Regions from separate parts of the Homo sapiens genome. Here region 2 is linked to region 1. Evidence: chromatin loops called from intact Hi-C (ENCODE). Cell type or tissue: OCI-LY7. All regions are shown on one strand.

What was found. A loop is a pair of places that touch in the nucleus more often than their neighbours do. Peaks named below come from ENCODE experiments on the same cell type or tissue, not always from the same donor. Only the 100,000 strongest peaks of a DNase experiment are listed, where the experiment ranks them.
Region 2: it touches region 1 in a loop (7-fold over the local background); 6 of 110 quality-filtered maps call a loop at or near these places.

The regions. Positions count from the first base shown.
Region 1 is chr17:39,546,932-39,549,431 of GRCh38, reverse strand. It overlaps a transcript of CDK12 not described here. Among named protein-coding and RNA genes, the nearest start is that of NEUROD2, 60 kb to the left of the region's middle. In OCI-LY7, a CTCF peak has its summit at 1,361 (motif pointing left); a DNase peak (open chromatin) is centred at 1,331.
Region 2 is chr17:39,206,011-39,208,510 of GRCh38, reverse strand. No RefSeq gene overlaps it. Among named protein-coding and RNA genes, the nearest start is that of RPL19, 7.0 kb to the right of the region's middle. RefSeq lists an enhancer at 1,060-1,319. In OCI-LY7, a CTCF peak has its summit at 1,371 (motif pointing left); DNase peaks (open chromatin) are centred at 40, 280 and 1,330; H3K4me3 peaks cover 1,274 bases; H3K27ac peaks cover 1,399 bases.

The DNA of each region.
Region 1 (2,500 bases):
AGCACTTCATAGGTAAAGGACCTGAAAGGACCCGTCCTGTTTATCTTTTCTTCAAGCAAAAAGAAGAAGCAGAGCTGTAGCGTGAAGTCACCTTGGCCTGGCTGCCTGGCAGGCAGTGAATAGGGTATCTCCCTTGATGAGCACTGACCGCTCTCCTCCTCCATACTTACGGTGTCCCTAGCATTTTAGGTAAGGCATTTGCCCCCTTCCACCCCTCTGCAAAGCCCTCTGGCCCCAAGCGATACAAAACTAATGGGCACTGAAAGCTGTTGGGAGAGGAGCTGGGAAAGTAGGGGTGACTAAGGGTGACACTCAGAATCCAGGCAAGAGTGGGGGTTTTGCCAACCCAGGGCCCCCGTCTGGCCTCCTTGGCAGCCTCAGCACCTCCTCACTTCACTTTAACGCTAATTGGAGATTTTAATCTGCACTGCTGCTCTGCTCGGGGTGCTGGGGGGAGCGCCAGCTGTGCAGTAATTCCAGCAGCACCGACTGTTTAATCAAGCTGTCCTCCTGGGGAGGGGCCCTCAGGCATGGGGGTAGGAAGGAGGAGGAGAACCTCTGTCATGTCCCTTAGCCTGTTCAGCCTGGAAGGGCTTCATGGAGATGGAGGGTCAATTGTGGAGTCCTCAGTCCCATAGAGGCCCCAGGGCCATTTGGCACCCCTAGCAGAAACACTGCCTGATACAGGGTGGGTATGAGGCTCATGGCCCAAAGCAGCCCACACTCCTATCCAGCTTTCTGACACCATTTTTGGCTCAGGGCCCTGGAATGTCCTGGGGTGTATTCCAGCCACTGAGGCTGCAAACATCCACTAGACCATCTTGAATTCTATAGGTTTGTGCTGGAGTAGGTGACGGGGAGACTAACTCTCCCAGGCTTCAGTCACCCCTAACACTTTCTCACTAACAAAACACTTTTCTTAGAACAATTATAAGAGATTTTTTCCCCCTAAAAACCACAGGCACCTCCACCATCTGGGTCGGAAAGTGACTGCCATTAAGGCAGGGGGACAACGGGGCATACAGCTGGAACCTGCTACACCTTAAGGGAGAGATGCACCTGTGCAAGGTGTTAAGTGCCTGGAAAGAGGGGGCTTCCCAAGTTCAGCTGGAAGCACATTGAGATGTCAGGCCACTAGAGCAAAGTGTTTAGGGGTCTCAGGCCATTTTCAAGGAAGAACAAGTGGTACCAAATATTTGTCTCACTTTTTGGGCCCATGCTCTCTGGGGCCCAGAGAGCCCCAGAGTTTCTGACCCCTGTTTTGGAGAAAGGGTGCCCTCATCCCCAAACTGTCTGCTAAGGGGCATGAGTTTTAATTGGCCAGCAGCGCCCTCGTGTGGCAGAAACCATGACTGCAGCTGCCCAACTGGCAGGCCTGTTCTGTGTGATCAGATAACCTGGTAGACAGAAGACATGAAGATAAGTTATAAATGCTGGTGCTCAAGGTACCCCATGCATACTTACTGCTTGACTACATCCAGGGACGTTTCTTGCTAACACTTGCTCTATCCCTCTGTCTACCTCAGCCCACCTGCTTCACCTCTAACTCAACCCATATGCCTACCAGGAGAGGGAGCACCTTACCCAGAGGTGGCACTTACTTGAGCTGCTGCATGTGCTGTCTGGATTGCAGGGATGAGAGAGGCACTGCAGAGAGAGGAGGCCTAGGGTCAAGAGGATAAGCTGATGTCACCTCCTATGCCCAGGATGCAGGGAGATGCTCTGCCCACACCTGACCCTGCAACTCTCAACAGCCCCCAGAGGAGAGCTGACACCTGAGCTCAAGACAGTAACACCTAGTAGTTGATTCTGCTTTATGGCCATCTATTCTCCACTTCCTGGAGGCATCTGGGAATGAGTATGGACAGATTCTCAGAGCCTAAGATCCTGGTCCTGGGAAATAGACACTAGATAAATCATCTTTCCTTTCGGAACAGTCTGGATATTATTAAAAACAAATGCACACATAAAACCATTCGCTCAAAAGATCCAGGTAGGCCAGGCGCAGTGGCTCACACCTGTAATCCCAGCACTTTGGGAGGCCAAGGCAGGCGGATCACCTGAGGTCGGGAGTTCGAGACCAGCCTCATCATCATGGAGAAACCCCATCTCTAATAAAAATACAAAAATTAGCCTGGCATAGTGGCGCATGCCTGTAATCCCAGCTACTCAGGAGGCTGAGGCAGGAGTATAGCTTGAATCCGGGAGGCAGAGGTTGCAGTGAGCCAAGATCGTGCCATTGCACTCCAGCTTGGGCAACAAAAGCGAAACTCCGTCTCAAAAAAAAAAAAAAAAAAAAAAATCCTAGTACTCTCCCAGGATAGCAAGCAACTAGGAAGAATGCACATCTGTGGCTTCAGATTTCTAGCCCCCAGAAGAAAGGCTACCTGTCATTAGACTCTCCCTCTCCAGTACCAAATACCATCTGTTTACTGGTCCATTCCCACACCCACTAAATGGGAAAAATGGTCATGAACTATAGAAAAAGGGATGGACATTT
Region 2 (2,500 bases), 340 kb after region 1:
TGCTTTGCAGGAAGCCAGCCTAGGTTAGCCCTGCCGTAGCCTCAGAGGCAGTACTGGAAGGAGGCCAGGCCCCTCTGTACCCTCTTCTCCAGCTCACAGCCCTGCAGTAGCAGCTGTGCTCAGTGCCTCTGCTGCACCCCAATCTGAATCACACCCTCCCACGTCGGGAGACTGCAGCCTGGGAATCAGAGTCAGGCGCCAGTGTTCGTGCAGCACTGAGGTTCTGCACACCCCACTTGTGTCTGCCACCAGCCAGTAGCCAGCCTAGCCCCCCCACCCCCGGCCTGTTTGCCGCACTGCTGAGCACAGCAGAAGAGTCACTGGCTCCTCTGGGTCTCTGTTTCCTCCTCTAGAAAATCAAGCATTGGGTTTGCTCAGGGATTCTTTACGTGGTAAGGGTGTGGGTCACGAGCTCCTTGAAAGGGTGTGGAATTATATGATAGGGACACTTGTATGCTCTTGAAAGAAAAAACATTTTTTTTTACAATTTTTTTTTTTTCCCCTGAGATGGAGTCTCTCTCTGTCACCCAGGCTGGAGTGCAGTGGCTCAATCTCGGCTCACTGCAACCTTTGCCTCCTGGGTTCAAGTGATTCTCCTGCCTCAGCCTCCCGAATACCTGGAATTACAGGCGCGTGCCACCACGCCTGGCTAATTTTTGTATTTTTAGTAGAGCCAGGGTTTCACCATGTTGACCAGGCTGGTCTCTAACTCTTGACCTCAAATTATACACCCGCCTCGGCCTCCCAAAGTGCTGGGTTTACGAGCGTGAGCCACCGCGCCCAGCCAACAAATTATTTTTGATATTTTTGTTTTAGAGACAGGGACTTATTATGTTGCCCAGGCTGGCATGCAGTGTCTATTCACAGGCACCGTCATAGCTCACTGCAGCCCCAAACTCCTGGGCTCACGTAGCCCTTCCCAGTCAGCCTCCAGAATAACTGGGACTACAGGCTCACGCCAATGTGCCTGACAGGACACATCTTTTCTTTTTTCTTTTTCCATAAGTAAGGAAACAAGAGGACACATCTTTTAATCAGATTTTCTCAAGGCTACAGGACCCGGAAAAGATCCAGCAGTTACTTTAGGGGTTCTTTCTGCTTGGGGCTCCTGTGGGAGTGGATCCCTCCTAGGCACTGGCCTGGGAAGAGGTTGGAGGACCATGGTGGAAAGAGGCCAACTTCAGGCCTGGGGTGAGGTTAGGAAAGAAGTGGGGAAACCCAAGGCCTTCCAAGAGGTGGGTTCCTACAACTTCCTAACCCATCTCTTTCTCCCGCCCCCGAGAACAGACAAAAACAAAACCAAAAAAAAACTCCAGTGAGGCAGCAGCTGACACCTGCATTGACCTGTGAGCGAGTAGCACCATCTTCTGGTCCAGGGTGGAAACCAGCTTCTGCGCTGCAGGCTCTGGAATCCTGGGAGGGTCTCATATTGGGTTACCTCATTCTCCTTCCTGACATTTTTTTTTTTTTGGTTGGGGGTTGGGGGGAAGGGTCTGGCTCTGTCACCAAGGCTGGAGTGCAGTGGTGCAATCTTGGCTCACTGCAGCTTCCACCTTTCGGGTTCAGGTGATCCTACCACCTCAGCCTCCTGAGTAGCTGGGACTACAGGGGTGCACCACCATGCCCGGCTAATTTTTGTATTTTCTGTAGAGATGGGTTTTCGCCATGTTGCCCAGGCTAGTCTCAAACTCCTGGACTCAAGCAGTTCTCCCGCTCGGCCTCCAAAAGTGCTGGGATTACAGGCGTGAGCCACCACACCCAGCTTCTCCTTCCTGTCATCTCTCTACTGCATGGAGGGGTTGGGGGTGGGCAGTCTCCACTACCCCTCCTCCTCTGGGCCAGGCCTGGGAAGCAGGTGTCCCACACACCAAGCTGGGAGCTTGGCCAAGACCCTTCCCTTTCTAGGCCTCAGCTTCCCCACTTCAAAGGGCAAGAGCTAATGGGTGAAACACGCTGGCCGCTCCAGTGGCCAGGGGGATCCAGAAGCCAGTGTCCTCTCATCCCAGGCTGTGAGGCATACGATGGGGGGTCCTCTGGACATTTTCTTTTTCTTGAGATGGAGTTTCACTCTTATTGCCCAGGCTGGAGTGCAATGGCTCTCGGCTCACTGCAATCTCTGTCTCCCGGTTCAAGCGATTCTCCTGCCTCAGCCTCCCAAGTGGCTGGCATTACAGGCATGTGCCACCATGTCTAGCTTATTTTGTATTTTTAGTAAAGATGGGTTTTCTTCACGTTGGTCAGGCTGGTCTCGAACTCCCGACCTCAGATGATCTGTCCACCTCGGCCTACCAAAGTGCTGGGATTACAGGCGTGAGCCACTGTGCCCGGCTTCCTTGGGACATTTCTAAGTGTGGGCTTCCCTGCCTTCTGCTACCCACCTGCCCATCCTGCCCAGAATGGCATGAGGACGCCAGAGGCAGAGCTAGGAGTCTGCTGGCCCTGACACCATAGCCAACCTGCCATTCCCACTCAGGTCTTGCCCTTTTCCATCAGCCCATTA